Linked DNA regions of Homo sapiens: region 2 is linked to region 1. A link is a loop called in an ENCODE intact Hi-C map of the cell type or tissue named here. Cell type or tissue: endothelial cell of umbilical vein. All regions are shown on one strand. Each heading gives the region's core, and the rest is flanking DNA. Links, peaks and the distances in the headings are about the cores only.

Evidence for each region. Peaks named below come from ENCODE experiments on the same cell type or tissue, not always from the same donor. Only the 100,000 strongest peaks of a DNase experiment are listed, where the experiment ranks them.
Region 2: it touches region 1 in a loop (5-fold over the local background); 4 of 110 quality-filtered maps call a loop at or near these places.

The regions. Positions count from the first base shown.
Region 1 is chr9:136,220,718-136,230,766 of GRCh38, reverse strand. It overlaps QSOX2 (quiescin sulfhydryl oxidase 2), which reads left to right. Exons shown (of 12, transcript NM_181701.4): 2 at 3,893-3,993; 3 at 5,858-5,906; 4 at 6,655-6,760; 5 at 6,914-7,004; 6 at 8,826-8,971. Among named protein-coding and RNA genes, the nearest start is that of QSOX2, 20 kb to the left of the region's middle. RefSeq lists enhancers at 1,443-2,642, 4,723-4,942, 5,073-5,152, 5,333-5,382. In endothelial cell of umbilical vein, for the core only: a CTCF peak has its summit at 4,483 (motif pointing right); a DNase peak (open chromatin) is centred at 2,436; H3K27ac peaks cover 406 bases.
Region 2 is chr9:136,084,566-136,094,614 of GRCh38, reverse strand. All of the region lies in intron 1 of NACC2 (NACC family member 2), which reads left to right. Among named protein-coding and RNA genes, the nearest start is that of NACC2, 5.7 kb to the left of the region's middle. RefSeq lists enhancers at 619-1,310, 3,390-4,082, 6,711-7,670. In endothelial cell of umbilical vein, for the core only: no CTCF peak of the experiment used is centred there; a DNase peak (open chromatin) is centred at 4,794; H3K4me3 peaks cover 261 bases; H3K27ac peaks cover 440 bases.

The DNA.
Region 1 (10,049 bases), core at 1,362-9,361:
CAGGCGCCTTCCAGCTCGGTTCAGAATGTTAGAATTATGTACTTAAGTCTTGATTTGAGTGTTTACTGGCTTATCATGGAAGAGTAACAGGTAGAAACAACCAGCAGACATTTGGTCTTGGGAATCTGAAGCCTCATTGGGGACAGCCTGTGAGGAGCCAGTGACAGGGTGGATTTGTGGCCCGACGTGATAAGGATGCCGTCACGGAGGCCGAGTACTGAGGCTCATGTGTTTTTGGGCAGCGCCCTGCGGTGGATGAGCTTGTTGGGAGTGGGGCACAGGAATCAGAGCAGTTGTGAGGCCTGGGTCGGATCATGCCTCTGTTCCTCCTGGGCTCAGCCCTTTGGCACCTGGGATTCTGCATTCCAGGTGTTACAGAGTTGTTTACTGCAGGGCTGACAGCCATTCCCACCGGCCACATTTGAACTCTTCACATTCTCTCTAGCGCTGCCTGAGATTCAGGAGAATTATTTAATTTTAGGGTTTTTTGAGATAGAGTCTCGCTCTGGCGCCAGGCTGGAGTGCAGTGGCGCTATCTTGGCTCACTGCAGCCTCCTCCTCCCGGGTTCATGCCATTCTCTTGCCTCAGCTTCCCAAGTAGCTGGGACTACAGGCACGCACCACCACGCCCGGCTAATTTTTGTATTTTTAGTAGAGACGGGGTTTTACCATGTTGGCCAGGATGGTCTCTATCTCTTGACCTCGTGATCTGCCTGCCTTGACCTCCCAAAGTGCTAGGATTACAGGCGTGAGCCACCACGCCCGGCCAGGAGGGTTATTTAAAAAGAGCAGCACCACCTGGCCTGGGCCCAGACTGTCCAAGCGGCCTTCACCTGAGGTGCCGGGAGAGTTCCACGGTCGCTGTGCAGGGCTCTGTGTTGCCACCTTGTACCAAGATCTACGGGAAGATAGAAACTAGGAAACATGCAGGAGAGGTGGCCAGAGGAGGGCAGGGTGTGATGTGGCCAGCAAGTGCCTGGGGCAGCAGGGATGTGCTGTGTGTTTGTTTGTGTAGGTAACATGCCCTAAGACAAATCTGAGAAACCACAGATGGGACCAGATCCCACCGTGAAAACCAAATCCTGGCAAACATCTTGGAACGTTTTCTTCTTCCCGTCTTTTGTTTTTGCTGTTTCTAGGCCGGCTTGATGATGTCACACGGCCGTGATTCTGTTGTGTGTGCAGTCTGGGCTCTCAGAGCAACTTTTTGTTTTGTTACATGTTCTTTCTGGGCACAAAGGTGCTTTTTTTTAAAAAAAGTGTGGAATAAAAATGTGTTATAGAAATTCCCAATAAACAGAATGAAACCATGTGGAATTGTGAGCCAGATAAAAGGCCACAGAAATGAGACACTTCGCCAGGATGCACGGGCTGAGGAGCCGGGGCTGTGGAGGGGTCCGCCCGTGAGCTGCCCACGGCGGGGCTGCTGGGAGCACCTCCTGTTTCCGCGTCCCGTGCCGTCTGCTGCGCTGACTGGGTGAGAGCATGAACCCTTCTTCCTCAGTTCCATGTGGTCTGAGGCTTGGGCAAGGAGTGGCCGGGGATGCAGAGAGCTCGTGTCGCTTCTCCCTCATCCACTGAAAGTGGCCTCAAAACCTGAATTGGTTTCACTTAGCCAGCGTAAGCGGGAACGGTATTTGGTCATTGTTTCTGAAAGAGGTTTCTTTCTTTTTTATTTTTAAATTACAGGGAGAAAAGGCCAGTATCTGAAACAGAGCTGTGGTATATTATGTAGAAAAATAGCAATCTGAACCGCTAACACACACAAGCCTTCATATTTGTACAGAGTCTGGTGATATGTTCCGTCTCTTCCAGGCATGCTTTTAACAGAACCTCTGGAGTTTGAGATCATAGCTCGCTCTCAGAAAAGACTCTTACTCTTTTTACATGATTTATAGTGGAATCATTGATTTAGACAAGTGGGCAGAATCGGAATACAAGGCAAAAAAGAGCCTCATCAGTATCTCAGTGACAGGCAGACATAACGTTCCCTCCCGTTCAGAAATCACTGGGCTTCCGGTCACAAGGCTGTGCCAGGGCAGCACCCCACGTGGCTGGCTCCATTCCTCCAGGCAGGTCCATTTGCTGGGTGCCTGGGTCTCGCCTCTGCACCTGCCTCTCCCACGGTGCGGCGTGCCCTGCCACACTGCCGACTCTGCTGAGGCCTCCAGGCTCCAGGATAGCCAGCACCCATCCCTTGACCCAGTGGTGCCCCTTTAGGCTGTCCCCTCAAAGTCTCAGGGCCTGGAAGGACCCCTACAGAGTGAGGAGCCAGGAAATATTTGTGAATTGTTGGCAGTGCAATTTTTACATCCCAGAGGAAGAACACAAATCTTTTAAAAAGAAAACCTCACTGGTCAGCTTCGGAAACCATGACTTTGATACTGGTGACTGAAGCACGAGCCAGGCACTCCCCTTCCTCATGTGAGTCATTCCGCTGGGTTGCAGTGAGGGCAGGTCTCTCTTTACAGAATTGTCCCAGCTCATCATGAGCAAACGGTGAGAGATGACACGTCACCATTTCACTGCAGCCCTGGTGCATTAATGCATTTAGGTCGTGATCACTAAGGAGAGAGGCGTCGCTTGCCTCTGGGTGGAAGCATGTTCCACTACCTACAAAGTAATGTCACCAAACAAATCAGACAAGAATCTAGATCTGAGTGCCCTGTTACAGAAATGCCAGGAGTCCGGGATGTTGTCAGTCAAACCCAGAGAAGGAAAGTGCCAGGACCCACCAGCAGTAACCAACAAGCCTCGCTGGGATCTTGATTCAAACAAACTTTAAACGAACAAATAGGGACTTTTTTTTTTTCTTAAGGTGGAGCCTCCCCCTGTCGCCGGCTCACTGCAGCCTGTGCCTTCCGGGCTCAAGCGGTCCTCCCACCTCAGCCTCTCCAGTAGCTGGGACCGCAGGTGTGCGCCACCAACGCCCAGCTAATTTTTTGTATTTTTTTTTTAGAGACAGGGTTTTACCATGTTGCCCAGGCTGGTCTCAAACTCCTGGGCTTAAACGATCTGCCCACCTCGGCCTCCCAAAGTGCTGGGATTCCAGGCATGAGCCACCATGCCCAGTGGAGAGCCTTCATCTTTCAGAGGCAAAGCCTGGTGGGTTTTGTGTAGAAATGACGTGCTGAGATTTGTTGTGGGACAGTTCTGAAAGTGGGTGGAGACTTTGGCAAAACAGGATTCACCTTGAGCTGATAATTATTGATCCAAGAGGTAGAATGTGTGGGATTTGTTACATTTTTATCTCTATTTTATTTGCATGTTAGAAATTTTCCATAGCAAAAACTTTAGAGATAGGAACAAAAAAATTTATGGTTCCTTTTAGCCTCCCCAAAATGGCATAGGTGTTCCAGGGTTTGCGGGCAGTGTCTGGGATGGTGTTGGAAACCACTTCACATGTGTCTGTGCACGCATCCTTGCCTTGAAAGACCCTGCTCAGATGCTGCCAGTACTCGCTGGAGTGAGAACACGGGAATGTTTTTGCCAAACAGCCTGGACCGTATCTGATTAATCTGCACGTACTTGCTTGCTGTCCTGACTTAAGTGCCGGCCGCTGACAGCCGCGTCTGTTACCAGCGCTTTCATCCATCAGGGTGTCATTTAATTAGGGGCCCACAGCCTTGTCCCTGCTCCGTGATGTGCAGGTTCAGCACAAATCCGCTTGTTCTGTGACTATCTGTGGTAGGAGAGGCATCGTGCTGTTGGTGGAGTTCTCTCTCCTAGCTCCACATAGACGCTCTGTGTGATGAGGGCCTAACTGATGACCTAGAGGGGGCAGGTGGGCTGGTCTCGCAGGTGGCCGCAGCCTGGAGTGGGGACTGCTGGGTCCTGGGCTTCCCGGGAGTCCAGTGCTCACCACACTGAAGGTCATGCTCCTGCTTTTCAGACTGGGCCAGTGCCATTCGCGTCGCAGCTCTGGACTGCATGGAAGAGAAGAACCAGGCCGTGTGCCATGACTACGACATCCACTTCTACCCCACCTTCCGGGTGAGTATCACGCGGCTGCTTGTCCGTTGAAATTCACCTTCTACCCCACCTTCCAGGTGAGCATCACGCGGCTGCTTGTCTGTTGAAATTCGCCACATCATAGTGCCTGTGTTTTCGGCTTCTCTGGCTCTCTCCTTGGAACTTCGTAGGAATTGTAGGAGCTGATGTTTGGTGGGGGCAGCTCTTGTTCCACCCTGTTGTGCTGTGGAAGTGTCTGTGGGACTGTCCACGCTCACACAGACCCGGTCACATGGAGGGGATGCGTGAAAAGACCCCCTGCAGCCTGCACGGCCAGGGGGCGCAAGGAGACCAGGACTGCGAGGGCTGGCACCCCAGCCTGAAGCCACGCGTGTGGTCCGTGTACCATGGGGCTCTCACACATGCACACTCATGCACACACACACGCACACACAGGCACAGGGCCTCTGCCTTCCCCAGCCAAAGTCAGCCCTGCAGACAAGGCTGTGCCCATTGCTCCCACTAGGGGGCGGAGGTACCTGTGACCCTGTTGCAGGCCCGTGCATAGCATGTGTGTACCTGCGGGTGCCACTGCCTCCTGCGTGCCTTGACATGGACATCTCCAGAAACGTGGGCGCCTTGGGCCCACTTCCTGGGAAGCTTTGTCAATTTGAGTAAAACTCCGTCCTTGTCAGCCCTGGTGCCTTGCTGTGTGGTGTGGTGTCATGTCATGGTGGCTTCGCTTGTATTTTGGGGGCTGTTGTTTTCACTGTGCTGGCAGCACCTGTGGTCCTGCCCTAACAGGTGCCACGCTGGGCGGCACCGGTGTCAGCCCTGCCCCAGGGCCTCTCGGGGCCTGTGTCGCACACTTGCTTGCCTGCCTCTGCGTGTGATTACGTCAGCATGGCTTCCTGTTGTATTTTGATTTTGCTTCAGACACAGTTCACACTGTGCTGTATGTAAACTTTCGGGCCCTCTTTCTGTTACTTAATGGGACATTGCCCAGATCCACTACGATGCTCATTGGATGGGATTGTCCAGTGACGTCACTCTGAGAACCAGAGCCCCCCGTTGCCAGGTGTGTGGGCTCTTCCAGGCTTTGGTGGCTTTGAACGGCGCTGCTGTGCGCCTTCCCGGGCAAGGGGAGAGCTGAGGCTGGGAGAGAAGCCACTGGGCCGCGAACCGGGTCTGTGCACAACAGACCTGCAGGGCCAGCAGTGTCAGGCAGTTTTGTGCTCGCCCAGGGACCAGTGCAGCAGGAAGCACTGGCGGCTTCGTTTGCATTTCCCTGGCGGCTGCAGTGCCAGCACATCTGGCTTTGTGGGCCGTGGGTGTCATGGGTGAAGTGTCTTCCTGTCATCTGCACGTTTCCCTCTTAGCTGGCCAGTGCTTTTCTTACCGACCTCATCTCCGCCATCATGTAACCTTGTCTCGTCGCTGTCTCTAACGTACCCTTTGATGAAGAAAGTTTTTAATGTTAACATAAGAACCTAATCATCCACTCAGAGATACTGCGTGGTGTCTCCTCCTCCTGCACATCCTCCGTGTTGTCACAGCTAACGCTACAGCTAACCATTAAGACATAGGCTCACTACCAAGTCCCAGAGAGCGGTGTCTTTTATGATTCCAGCCCAGTTGAACTGTCTTGCTTCTAGCCCTGTTGGGTCAGAAAATGTAAATGATGGGAATGCTGATTGGAGCTAACCTTAGCCCCCTCGTAAATCTGACAGGAAACATTAATATGCACAAAGACAAGGAGAAGCGTGTGGTTTGTCATTAATTTATGAAAACTTTCCGAAGGAAATTGAGTAAAGCTCCCTCTAAGGTGACGGGCGTTTTGTTGCTTAAACACATGCAGATGCCCATGGAAGGCTGCCTCTTACTTGTTCTGTGTTTTTCCTCTTAGTATTTTAAAGCATTTACAAAGGAGTTTACAACTGGAGAAAATTTTAAAGGTAAGGACATAAGCATTGTATTTTAGTCCCTGAGATTCCCCTCATAAACCTGCTAAAGACACACGGTCCCAGAGCCTGGGGAGCTCCCAGCCTGGGTCAGCACCTTTCCCTCTGCTGACCTTCCTGCCTGCTTTCCCTTAAGAGTTCAGATATTAATAGTTTCAAAGAGAAATTTTAATTTTGTGCTTTGCCTTGCTTGGCAAATATTGTAGTAAAAACTTTTTCAGAGTAAATTTTTTATTGTAAAAATATTTGGAGATGTGCACAGATCACATGTACCCACCCGATGAATTTTTACAAATGATCCCACCCAGCCGAGCATCGCCCAGAGTGTGATCAGACCCCGCAGGCCACACCCTGGGGGGCTCTGCCTGTGAGGGACCCGGTGGAGCTGCCTGGCCTGCTCCTCGCCGCGCCCTGGGGGGGCTCTGCCTGTGAGTGACCCAGTGGAGCCGCCTGGCCTGCTCCTCGCAGTGCCGTGTCTTGCCATCTGCCTCTGTTGCCTGTCCCTGTGGCCCACCCATGCTTGTGTCATTGCTGTGTGGTCTCCAGTTGTGTGAATCCAGCGCTGTCTGTACCACGCCTGTGGGTGGCATTGGGCACACCCATTGGGATTGCACATGTTGCTGCCACCTGCACCCTGCTGTCTTTGGGCCCCAGGCTGGGACGGGGCTGCTGTCCCTGGGTGTATGCCTGCCCCACGAGGACAGCCGCACACACAGCTCTGACCCTGGTGTGCTTCCGGCAGGACCTGACCGAGAGCTGCGAACAGTCAGACAGACGATGATTGACTTCCTGCAGAACCACACGGAAGGAAGCCGGCCCCCTGCCTGCCCGCGCCTAGACCCCATTCAGTGAGTAGCTCCATGAAGAAGGCGGCCGTTAGACTCGTGTTGAACTGTGCAAGAAACGTAATAGGTTTCTATTAAGTGATGTGGCCACTGGGATGTGGTGGCCAACTCGCTGCTGTTGACGGCACTAAAAGCCTCTTTTTTTCCTCTTGAAAGGCCCAGTGATGTTCTTTCCCTTCTTGACAACCGTGGCAGCCATTACGTGGCTATTGTCTTTGAAAGCAACAGCTCCTACCTTGGACGGGAGGTACGGCCTCTGCGTGGGCTCCAGGTGTCACACGTGGTGTGATTGGGGTTGGCGGTGGATCTGTGATGAGATTTGCAGGTGCCGGTCACTGTGTCGGCATCTCGTGTCCTGTCTGTGGCTTTAGGTCTTGTTCATTATCAGAAGCTTAGTTAATGTTACTCAGCAAAGTCACTGGTGTCTGGAGAAGACTGTTAGGATGAATGAGCTTGGCGGTGGGAGGGGTTCAGAAGGTGGCCTAACCCTAGGTTTGAAACTAAGAGGGGGCTTTGCAGAAGATCTCATTTTTATGACACGCCCAGCTCACCTTGAGGTCATTCTGTATTTTGTATGCATTATTACTAAGATTTTTTTCGTTGCCGTATTCTGAACTCTCAACATTTTTGCCAAATCCAAGATTCTGTAAAACGTCGTTTCTATCGTCATACTTTGATTTCACACGTACAGTTCTGAAGCCTTGCTTCTGGCCAAGTCTAAATAAGGTCCAGGGACCAGGTGCAGGGGCAGCTCACGGAGAGTCATTATTGCTGACAGTCTTCCCGGAGACGAGAGAAAGGCCTCACTGCACATGCGTTCGCCCAGCACTCACCCTGAGCTTCTCCTCCTCCTCCTTGCAACTTGATAGGCGACTGTTTTTCTGTCCACTGTGAGGGGCCTTGCGGTGAATGTAGGAAACAGCTTTGCCCCTGCGAGGGCTTTTGGAGACGCACTTGGGAAGGCAGCTGCAGACACCTGCACTGTGACCGTCTCGCTTTGTGCCCTGGCTGCCCTCCTGGCACCCCAGCACCGCCCCCTCCAGGTTTGATGGTGACGCCAGGCTGCCTCCAGATGGTTGGCCAGGATTCTCTGTGGAGGGCTGAGGAACCGCTAGCAGTGTGTGGCTCTCCCAGACCCCTCACCCCTGTCCCAAGGCCCCTCGTGCCCTTGCTGTCTCGGGCGGGGCCTCCACACACGCAGACCAGAGGCAGGTGTTCCCCTGAGAAGAGGCGGGTGTGGGACCGTCTTGGTGCCGGGCACGCTCCCCTACCTGCCTGGCATGCTGGTGCGTTCGGGGCAGCCAGGCTCCACTCGTGCAGGAGGAGTGCTCTTCAGCACAGAGTCACGGCATGGCCCAGAGCAGAGACCAGTGTGGCCCCAGAGTAGCGATCAGCTCTTCGCAGACACACCCAGCTCAGGAGAGGCACGGCCACGCGGGGCGCCCAGTTCACACCTTTAGCCAGGGCCCTTGGTTTGAGGAGCAGCTGGTTTTGTTCCTCTGTTAAGAGAAGGAAAGACGTACGCCCGATGTGGTGGTGGCGCACGCAGGGTTTCTTCCAAAATCCTGAGATGCCACTCCTGTGGTCTCTCTGCCACGGAGACCCTGTTGCTGCCCCTTCAGCCTGAGCAGAACCAGACAGGAGCAGGGTGGCTGGGGAGGAGCGGCAGCACGAGGCCTGCTGCCCCGGCCACGAAGCTTCCACACGCGGGACGGGAGTGCGAGGCCGTGGGGTGTGGCTGCTGTGTGCAGGGACTCACTTGACCAGTATCAGTGTTGTGGGGGGCGCGCTGGTTTTAGAAAGTCAAGTGCAAATTCGCGGATAAGTGTTTTCTTTGATGAGTTTGTAAAATTGCCGAATAAGACCGTGGTTTCTGCTCATGGCGTGTGTGCCGTCAGTTGCCTTAAAGTGCAATGAGAGTGAAGATTTGAGTGAGGGTCTTGCCTGCAGGGGGACAGACTTCATGCCCTTTTGTGAAAGGTTCCCTGCAAGGCCATGTGTCTGCACGTCGTGTTTTCTGAGAAACTGCCAGCCCCTGTGGAAGTGTCATTGTGTTCTCATCCCCCAGGTGATCTTAGACCTGATCCCGTATGAAAGCATCGTGGTGACCCGAGCACTGGACGGGGACAAAGCATTTCTGGAGAAACTTGGTGTTTCTTCAGTCCCTTCGTGTTACCTGATCTACCCAAATGGGTCGCATGGATTGATTAACGTGTGAGTGCCCGGGTGGGGTCTGGGAACTCCGTGCCGCTCGGAGTTACCGGACAGAGGCTCCGAGTAGACAGTGCAAGTCTGGTGTGAGATCGGGGGAGCCCTGGCCCCTCCGCCTCGCTTCCCTGGGCAGATTTGGGCCCTGGCTCTCAGCCCGTGGGTATTGCTGATCTGTGCTGTGTTTTCGTGGATTTCTGTTTTCTCACTGCTGTGTCCCCGCACCTAGGAGGAGCCTGGCGTGGTGACTTACCAAGAGTCGCAGAGGAAACCGTGGCTAAACCAGCACATGCATGAGGGCTGCTGGGCCGGGGCTTTGGGAGCAGCCGATGCTCCTAAAACCCTGCTCTGGGTGGACTCTTGGGATGCAGTTTGGGTCTGTGTCTGGGGCTGGCAGACAAGCCCACGTGCCCACCTCTGCAGAATGAGAAGTAGGGGTGGGCACCAGGCCCTGCCCCTCACGTTCTGCTCTTTCTCTAAGAACTGCAGAACCTTGGCAAGCCCTTTGCCTCTGCGTGGGGTGCCCGTGTGCCCCTCATGAGGATAAGCCCTTCGCCCCTGCGTGGGGTGCCTGTGTGCCCCTCATGAGGATAAGCCCTTTGCCCCTGCGTGGGGTGCCCGTGTGCCCCTCATGAGGATAAGCCCTTCGCCCCTGCGTGGAGTGCCTGTGTGCCCCTCATGAGGATAAGCCCTTTGCCTCTGTGTGGAGTGCCTGTGTGCCCCTCATGAGGATAAGCCCTTTGCCTCTGCGTGGAGTGCCTGTGTGCCCCTCGGATAAGCCCAATGAAAAAGTAAACAACTTGAATCAGGTTAGAAAAAGAACAGTGAGAAAAATGAGGCTGGGCACAGGTGAATCATTTGAGTCTAGGAGTTCCAGACCAGCCTGGGCAACATAGTAAGACCCCATCTATACTAAAAAAAAGACTAGCCAGGTCTGGTGGTGTGCCACTGTAGTCCCAGCTACTCAGGAGGCTGAGGTGGGAGGATCACTTGAGCCTCAAAGGTCAAGGCTGCAATGAGCTGAGATCCTGTCACCGCACTCCAGCCTGGGCGACAGAGTCAGACTCCATCTCAAAAAAAAAAG
Region 2 (10,049 bases), core at 602-8,601, 140 kb after region 1:
CTGGGGAGAAACTGGGGTCCGGCCGCAGGGGGAGGGGGCTCTGCCTCTTGCCAGCTTCTGTGCCTCTGCGGAGCTGAGGTCGGGGGGCCCCAGCTCCTTCTCTAAGAAACTCAGCGGAGCCCGGGGCCCGCCGCGCACCCCGCACGGCCAGGGCGGACCGAGGCCTTCCGACGGAGTTTCCTGCTTCTCTTGCTGGGATCGTGTGGGGTCGGAGGTCAGAGGTCACCTCCCAGCCCCTCTGCCAGGCTCTGGGGGAAGTTTGGTCTTGGACTCTCGTCGTGGAGCCGCTTAAACCTGTGGGTCTGAAGGCCGCGAGGCCGGGTCCCTGGAGTTGGCCTCCCAGGCCGTTCCACTCCCTCCCCCAACCCCCGCGCGGGGCCTCCGGATTGGAGGTGTTTCACCCACGTGCTGGTGGGCCCGTCTCCCTGGGCCGCTGGGTGCCCTGAGCTGTGTTCTCTGCTGCGCGTTCCTTCCTGTGTGTGGCGGGGGTGCTGACCCGGGGGTGCCCAAGGCAGCCCGGACTCCCATCCCGTGGAGCTGCCTCCGGGAGCGCGTGCACCTTGGTGTTCCCGCCCGCCAGCGCGGCCGCACTCTCCTGCCAGAGTCCGTGTCCCTCCAGGTCGCCCCTTCTTCTCACCCACCCCTCTTTTCGTCTGGCAGGCTCCTGACCTCCTTCCCTCCTGTTCTCCAGTGGGACACTCAGCTCAGCATTCTGCAGGGTGTTTTAGCCTGTAGCACCCCCCAGCAGGGGCGCCTAGAGTTAGGTCAGGGTTCAGGCAGCCCCCGCCCCACCCGCCACCTCTCAGCCACCCACCCCTTCTTCTCCCGGCCACCGTTGGAGCACCCCTCTGGTCCTCTGTGGGGCCTTTCCCAGCCCCTCCCTTAAAGAGGCCTCTTGGCGTTTTCCCCTGGGGTCACTGTTGGGTGGTAGCTGGGCCAGAGTCCAAGGGGAGGAAATAAAAGGAGCTGCCACCCAAGGTGGTGGCCCCCTGTCCTTTCGGCAAAGCCACTTGGAATGGGCACAGAGAGTGGAACAAGATATCACTTGTCACTTCTTAGTGGCCAGGGATCCTTTCGCAGTGGTCACACCCAGGGCTCGATGGTGCTGGCCCTGGCCTGGCGGGAAGGCGGGGAGGAGCCACCCGGGAGATCTCCTGCTGGGAGCAGTGGGAGCTGGGCTGCTACAGGCTGCGAGAACAGGCTCTGTTCTTTACCACCGGCTGCTGGAAGGGTTCGCAGGGCTGCTCTGCCCTGGGCAGGGGGCTAGTGGTGACTTTTAAAAAATTCTTCAATCCTCCCTTTGTTTTCCAATTAAAGCATGAGGCTGCATTATTCATGAAACAACAGTGACGATCTTGGTGCTGAGCGGTTCTTCCAGGCCTGCACTCCTCTTGGCCTCTGCCTCCGGAGTCCTGCTTTCCTGGTTTGTGGGCAGTGTGGTCTCCCAGGCCCGAGGGATGGAATGGGGAACCAAGGTGTTGTCCTTTTCGGGATGTTGAGTTCCCAAGGTTCCACCTTGTGCCCCTTCCTCTGAGGTCTGTGCCTCTGACCTGTGTCCCTGGAACGCACAGGGCACCGAGTGCCCAGTGGCCCCAGCCACCGTCAGTGGGGCAGAGCCCATGTTCCTTCCTCAGCCAGCCCTGTTCTAGCCACCTCCACACACTGTCCCCAGGCTGCCTCTCTGCATCTCACAGCCCCTTGGGGTCACTCCATCCCCTTTGCAGGGTCACGCAGTGGGTTCCGAGATCCAGTTGGACTGTGGCCGGTGGGATGAGGGTCGGAGTCCACAGGGGGGCAGCAGGTGGCACCCCTTACCCCAGGATACACCAGCATGTTTCTCCGGAGAACCAAGGCCTTCTACAGACCCCAGTGTAACGAACACATTTGGGAACTTGACTATGGGGCCCCCTGACTCTGCTGCTCCTCCGGCCCAGTCCACCTTCACCTTGGTAGCACATGTCCCTGCCTCAGTGGCCCAGGCTGACCAGCCTCCCATTGTGGTTCTGAGGACAAGGTAGGCCACCTTCCACTTCAGGGTGACATTTCTGGCCTGGGCTGAGGAAACCTGGGGCTGGGCTTCCAGGCGTGGCTCGAAGGAGAAGCAAAGCCCTGTGGTGTGAGGCCGTGGAGCGCCCTCCAAGGCAGGAGAGAAGTAGCGCTAGCCCGTCTGGACGCTGGACCTGAGCCGCCGTCTGATGCATGTGGGCAGGTGCGGGAGTTTGTGAGGTCTGACTGGGTCTGGTCTCACTGGGGGCTGATGAGGGGTCTTGGGAACCTGTGTAGAGCTGGCTCACTGGGGCCTCTCACCCCATCTCCGGTCAGGCTCCCCGGCGGTGAGTGTCTGCAGACCCAGCTCCCTGGGTCCTGGGCCTTCCCCGAAGTGCCCTCTCCCCAGCATTTCGTTCCTTTCCTGGCACCCTCTCTGGGCACGCCCTTGGTCCTCCCAGAGGTGGGCAGTCGGGCCTTGGGTGGGGGAGCTTGGCCAGCGTTTCTCTACTCTTGTCTCCCCACTGGGCCCCAGTTCAGAGCTGTGTGTGGCCCCCACACCGGCCTCCCTGAGGCGCCCCCTAATCCCCAGGTGGATCTCGTTTCCCTTTCAGCCTGTCCAGAGTCACAGAGGAGATGTGACTGGAAGGTTGTTTGGGCCTTGGCTGTGGGGGCCGGGGAGCGAGGTTACCCAGGCCAGGGGCTGCTGCTCCACGCCTGCCTCCGCCTCTGTTGCGGGGCAGGGATCCTGGTGACCTCTGTTTTTTTGTTTGTTGTTGTTGTTGGTTTTTTTTTTAAGCAAATCCTTGCTCTCACCAGCCCTGGCTCTTGGTGAGATGAGATCATTTGTAAAATATGCCTCCTGGCTGGCTGGGGCTCCTTACTGTGTCACCTGCAGCTGCCCATTTGCTGGGAGCCCTAGCTCCCTCAGCTGTGGCCTTCCTGCGTTTGCTGTTTACGGTTTGGGTTTTGGAAGCACACACCCTTGTATAGGGTCTCAGCAGAGCGCAGTGGGCAGGCGTGAAGGCATCTGTCTGGAAGTATTGGTTGCTTGTCATTTGGGGACATGAACTCCGGGACCGGCACTCACCCCTGTCCACACAGGGGATCAGCCTGGGAGCTAGTCTGAGTAGGGGAGGGCATTTGGGACCCTGACCCAGGGCTCCTGGGGCCCCACCACATCCCCAGTGTCTGCTTGCTGGGCCTGGGTCCTCACTGGAGCACTTGGCAGCCAGAACCCTGGGCTCAGGTCTCCTGGGAGAACGCCCAGCCCAGGCTGTGTGACCTTGAGTGAGGAACCCGTCCTCCCTGAGGCCGTCCTGCTACAGAGTAGCATCCTCTGCCTCCTCCGAGGAGCTGGAGGCTGAATGTGGGCAGCCCGGCCTTTCTGCCTTCATGCCGGCTGGGGCTGGCCTGGGGGCTGTTGGGCCAGTGAAGCCACTGAATCCCATGTAAGGCTCACTACCCTTTAAGAGGAGGCCGCCATGGAGTCTCCCGGGAGAACAAGAGGCAGGCTTTTCTCCAGAGGTTGTTTGCAGGGACCCACAGGGAGGAGAGGCTGGCTCCGGGTCTCTCTAAAGGAATCTCCCCTCCCCCAGTGCGGGGCCCTGGCATCCAGGAGGGCACAGGGCCATGGGCGGCCGCGAGCTCCTGGGCCCGCCCAGCTCCTGCCCCTGTGCCTGGGAAGCAGGCAGGGCTGGGGGCGGGGAACAGAGGGGCCTGAAAGTGCCCATATATAGTCACTGGGGTGAACGGCAAAGCCATGCTGCAGAGATGCCTCCCAAGCCCAGGGCTGGCCGGCCCCAGCTCAGCCACCGGGGCCCCGAGGGCAGCCCGGCCCTGGGCTGGGGGTGGCCTCCCTGGTAGTCTGTGAAGGGGTAGAGCATCAGCCTCCGCATAGTCATGCCTCAAGAAATGTTTGTTGATTGAAAATAAAAGTCCCCCCAGCCCTCCATAGTCAGGCTTGAGGACATTTCAGGAGCTGATGTTGGAATCTGGAGGCTGGAATCCGGGCTGTGCTGTTGGCCAGAGCTGCCTGGGGTCCCTCATGGAGGGCGTTGGGAGCTGGGTGCCTGCTGAGGGAAGACTTGCTAGCAACCCAGCCCCCACCCCACAAAATGCTAGTGCCCCCCTCTTTACAGGGACACTTCAGATGCTCCCTCCCCACCCCTACTGTCCTGGGGCTTCCGCCCAGTGGGCTGGTGTTTTCTGGAGGAGTTACCTTCTCACTCCTGGGCACTGCCTAGAGTCAGGGGGCAGCTGTGGGCCTTCCTTGGTTCTTCTGCGGCGGTCTTGGAGGGAGTCAGCGTTGGCCCTGCCTTTGGATCGGAGCAGAAGGAAGTTGTCCCACATCTTCCTCCTCCCAGGGACCCCTGAGGCATCCCCTCTGGCCAGGGCCCCCACCCAGGCCCTGGGCATCTGCCTCGGGGGCTGTGCCCATCTCCCTTCTACCACCCAGCTGGTGTCTGTGCCAAGAAAGGGGAAGTACCATCTTTGCTGAATTCTTGACTTTTGTGCTGTTAAAAAATCAGCTTTAACAGAGTTTTGCTCATTTAATTTCATTTCCATTGCACAGCTAAGCGCCTTTGTTAAATTTTGTATATTGATACTTTTTGTTGTCAGCAGTTTATTCTTTTTTTTTTTGGATATAAATCCATTAGGGTGAGAGAAGATTAAAAAGATACATTACAATTAAAATGTTAATGAAATCCGTATCACACAACTTTTGAAACCCTTTAGGCATTAATCTTGCCTGTGTCATGTCCATTAACTTTGGCTATTCTTATTCCACACTGACCCCTGCTGAGAGATTTGTGCTATAATTGGATTTTTTTTTAATAAAAAAGAAAAAAAAAAAGCTTTTAAGAAAATAGAGGTTGAGTGGTCGGCCGTGGCTCCTAAATGAAGAGGGAAAGTAGAAGAACATGACTCACTCTGTTGGGGCTGGGGTCCCCCATTCTGAATGGGGACAGGGGTCACCCAGGGCCTCCCCCAACTGTGGATGTGCCAAGTGGTGTAGAGGTACATGAGTTGGGGGAGCCTCAGAGGAGGGAGGGCACCCCGAGGGTGGGTTCACCTTCTTGGGGAGAGGCCCCCAGCGCTGGGGGAGGGGCTAACAGGAGCCCCCCACCAGGTGGGGTTGTGGGGGGTGACATGGAGGCTCAGGCAGAGCAGAACCTGAAGGGCCTTGAGTTCTCTGAAGTCTGTACCCCCTACCCTTCGCCTGGAAGTCAGGCCTTCGCGGGTGCTAGGTTTCTAGCAAGGGGGGTGGCTGTGGGGAGGGGGAGCCCCCTTGTCTCCCTCCTAGGGCCGTGGGGACCTCAGGAAGACGTGGCCCGTGGGTCCTCCTTTGAGGCCCTGGGCCCTGGCCAGAGCCTGGCTCAGATCTGGGTGGGGTCCCCAGCTGGGAGGGTCCCCTGGCAGGGGGAGGCTCTGGGTGGGGGCCCGGGGGTAGCCTGTGGCTGCCGCCCCGCTGGTTCTCCCGGGCTGCAGTGCTGCAAACGTAACCGCGTAACTGAAAGCTGGTCAGGTGGTTGGCAGCGGGGCTGCAACAGACAGATTTCGTGTCTGTGTGTTTTTGCAACACCTTTCTATAAAGGGAAACATAATTTAAAATATGATTACTTAGTGTTGTAACAGCCGCCTCAGCCGCTCCACGCGATGCCGAGATCATTATCAGAGGCTGATATTAACTTGCAAAGAATATTATGCAAATTGCCTGCTGTCTCCTCCGGGAAACCTTCCCCCAGGATGCCGGGGGCTGGGCTGGCTCCCCTCGGGGCTTGGGGTAGGTCCCTTTGTGGGACAGCCCAGCCCTTGTGCTTTCTGCCCATCCCGCCCTCCACGCCCAGGCCTGAGCCCTCATCTGTGGCCAGGGGACCCTAGGAGGCATGAAGCAGTGGGTCAGGAAAGACCAAGTCCTTTGCCTCCCTGTGTCTCAGTGACCCCAGACCACGATGCCTCCTGGCCGGCTGGGTGGGGGCCTCAATGAGGCCATCGTGGTTGGGATGGCAGTGAAGCCCCTGCTGATGGTTAACCATGGCTGACTGCGGTGGTCACCGGACCTGGGTCCCCACGAGCCCCAAGTGCCCCCGAGAAAGAGTCCCTGGCCACGGACTGGGCCATGTCCATGCGCAGTGGCTCGTCCTGCTGACTGACCACTGTGGCTTTGCAGCTTCCAGGGGCTCAGGGGCAGCTGCTGGGAAAGATGTGGACGGTGGCTTGGATCCAGCATTGCTGTGTGGACTCAAATTTTTGCCCTAGGGGAGAGAGGCAGGGAGTGGGGTCTGAGGGTCCCTCCCACCCTGCTGAGTACAGTGTGTCCCCTGCCCCCGTCATCCCTTCCATCTGGGCCTGATGTGGGCAGTGGTACAGTTCCCAGATTGAAGATTCTCCCCAGAGGCTCCGTCCCACTGGAAGGGAGCCGGACAGAGCACGTTTAGAGCAAAATTCCGCTGACCCTGCACAGCCAAGGGGCTGCTGATGCTCTCTCTGAACCACTGTCCACCTGGCGACCGTACAAGCCCGACAGTCCCCGAATACTGCTGACCTCCGTGCATGAGATGACAGCCACTGGGGGTGCCCGTCTTCCAGGTCACCTCTGGAACTTCTCAGCAGAGTCCCCAGGTCACCTCCCGGAACTTCCCAGCAGAGTCCCCAGGTCACCTCCCGGAACTTCCCAGCAGAGTCCCCGGGGTGGGAAACTGGGCCTTCCTGGGCCACGGCCGGCCTTGGGCAGCAGACAAGGGACGGGGAGGGCTTGCCCTCCCTCGAGCAGCTCAGACCGGGGAGGACAGGGCGCTTGGGGCCTCGTTGGGGATCTTGCCGGTGCCGTCCTGGGCTGTCCTCAGCTGAGCAGCCACTTCCAGGGTTGGAGAGCAAGTGTTCTCTTGGGATTCGAGCCTCATTTCCCCCCGTGCTGCGGTGGAAGCTGGGCAAACACCATGGCCTCCCTGGGTCTCAGTTTTCCCGCTGTGAGCTCCGAATGGGGTACCGTATCCTGCTTTCTGGTCACCAGGAAGGTCTAGGGCCAGCCCAAGGCAGACCCAGAGAGGGCTCCCAGGCGGCCCCAGAAGCTGCGGGGCCCTTCCCCAGCCGGGCCCTGCGAGGACTGGCTCTGTCGCCCTCCCTTCCAGTGGGGCTGGCCCGACCCCTGCGAATGCCGCTCTGGGGGTCCCCGTGGGAGTCTGCCAGCTCCAGGAGGGCAGGGTGTCTATTTGCAGCTGTGCAGGTGACAGGCCAGGAGGAGGGAAGGGGCTTTTCCAGCACCCTGGGGTGTGTTGGAGGGGGGCAGGGTATCCATCTCCTGGGGCCACCACGACAGAGCCCACAGGTTTGGTGGCAGGAAGCCTCAGAGAGTGCTCCTGTCCCAGTTCTGCAGGCCCGGAGTTGACACTCTGTGCATCTTCAGGGCTGGTTCCTCCAGAGGCTTTGAGGGAGACTTTGTCACATGCCGCCCTCCAGCTCCCAAGGCTGCCACTGTCCTGGGCCTTTCTTGGCATGTGGGATCATGGGCCCAGTCTCTGCCTCCGTCCTCACACGGCCACCTTCCTTCTGTGCATCTGTGTCCAAACTTCTCCCTTCTGTAAGGATGCATGTTAGGGTCCACCCTAAATCCGGGATATCTCATCTTACCTTTCACTAATGATATCTGTAAAGACCCTGTTTCCAAATAAGGCCGCATTCAAAGGGTCAGGTAGATGCGAACCCCCGGTGTGGTGTGGGAGGGGCAGAAAGCCTTTAGTGCGTAGAGGGCACTGGGGGGCTGGCTCTGCACTTGCCCAGGACAGTGGGAGGAGCCAGGCACAGACAGCAGCCGCTGCTGGGATGGCACCTGGATGGGCGTGAAACCAGTGCAGCTGGCCAGCTCCAGGCCCAAGCTGAGCGGGGGTCGTGGGAGGGAAACGGGGCCACTGGTCGGGGAGGGTTTTCCTAGGAGTCGGCGTTGTCATCTGCGGTTATGTAAGTTTGGGAACAGGATTCGTGTTAATTATTGTAACCCAGTTTAGGCGGTGAGTCCATGTCATAGGAAGTGGCCTGGAAATGACAGCGTGTGGGTCACAGTGGAGCCCGGGGTGGGACCGTGGCTGGGTGCTGGCAGGCAGATGGCTGTCGGGAAGCTGGGGGCATGCGACGTCCCTGGGGCCCACACCAAGCCAGACCTCAGGGAAGCCCAGCCGCTCGCAGACCTGGGACCTCAAGAGCCAGGCCCGGTGCCATCCAGACCAGCAGCTGCCCCAGGGCTCAGCCCTAGGCCTCACCAGGCTCCTGATGATGCAGGAAAACAGAGGCACCCCCACCCCCCAAACCCCTCCCAGCTCTGAGTGGGAGGCCTCGGGGGGCATGTGCCCTTCGTCCTGTCCCCAGCTGCACGGTGTGAGGGTTCTCTCACAGGAAGGCAGGCACTGCGCTTTGCTGCTCTGAAGGCCCATGGAGGGTCCTGGCCACATTCAGGGAGTGGCTTCTGAAGGTTTTTAGAATGTCCAACAAGGGTCCCCAGGGGTGACTTGGTTTTCTCCAGCCCGAGGTGAAGGGCCTGGAGGCGGCTCCTGCCCGTCGGAGCTGCCCTGCGTGGCGCCCGGACTCCGGGCTCTGCCAACCCCTCCCATCGGAGCTGCCCTGCGCGGTGCCCAGTCTCTGGGCTCTGCCAACCCCTCCCATCAGAGCCGTTCTGTGCAGTGCCCAGCCTCCGGGCTCTGCCAGCCCCTCCCATTGGAGCTGCCCTGCACGGCGCCCGGCCTCTGGGCTCTGCCAACCCCTTGTTTCCACAGTGAGTTCAGGATTGTGGAGGGACCTACCCCACCTGGCTACCCAGCATTGGCAGGTGGGGACTTTGCTTCAGATGTTTAAGAAAAAAGGTAAAAGATAAAGTAATTAAACTTACAGAAAAATGTCAAGTATTGTACAAAGAACATTTTCCCGAACGATTTGAGGTAAACCTCCCCTGCATACCTGTGTGTCTTGTTCCAGTGTGGGCAGAGGGCTGCCCGCCACCCGCCTGTACCCACCCCCTGGCAGCCGCCTCCCAGGCCCCTCCTGGCCTTACACCAGCAGATCCAGTGCAGACCCCTCAGTACAGTTACTTGTTGAGTCTCTTTAAATTTAATTAAAAACTTTTTTTTTTTTTGAGAGTCTTGCTCTGTCGCCCAGGCTGGAGTGCAGTGGTGCAATCGCAGCCTCAAACTCGGGCTCAGGTGATCTCCCCGCCTCAGCCTCTGGAGTAGCTGGGACTATAGGTGTGGATCCCCACACATGGCTGATTTAAAAAAAATTTTTGTGCACCACCACATCTGGCTAATTAAAAAAATTTTTTTGGGTCGGGCACAGTGGTTCACACCTGTAATCCCAGCTACACAGGAGGCTGAGGCACAAGAATCACTTGAACCCTGGAGGCGGAGGTTGCAGTGAGCTGAGATGGCACCACTGCACTCCAGCCTGGGCGACAAGAGCGAAACTCAGTCTCGCCAAAAAAAAAAAAAAAAAAAAAAAAAATTGTAGAAATGGAGTCTTCCTATGTTGCCCAGGCTATAAATTCAAATTTTAAAAACTTTCTGATTAATTATACATAAAATTTACCGTTTTAGCTTTTTCAGTGGAATGAAGCATGCACATTTTTGCGCTGCCCTCAGCACCATCTCTAGAACTGTTTCATCTGCCCAAACTGAACCCCTTTCCCCATTAGACACAAACTCCCCATCCTTGCCCCAGCCCCTGGCAGGCACCTTTCTACTTCCTGTCTCTGTAGGCCTGCTTCCGGGACTGCATGTGAGTGGAGTCCCACAGGGGGTGTCCTCGTGTGACTGGCTCATTTGCTCCGCACCCTCTCCCCACGGCTCCTCCGGGTTGCAGGGAGTGGCGGAGCCCGTCCCTTCTCCAGGCTGCGTGATGTATGTGTGTGTGTGCGCCCGCCGCCATTTCCTTTGACTGTCACCCATTGGCGGACCCTGGGGCCACTTGCCTCTTGGCTGTCTGGTGCTGCCGCTATGGACGTGGCGTGCGCGTCTGTTTGAGTCTTGCTGTGTCTCTGGGCTCTTCCAGCCTGGTGTATTCTGTGGCCTTTCCAT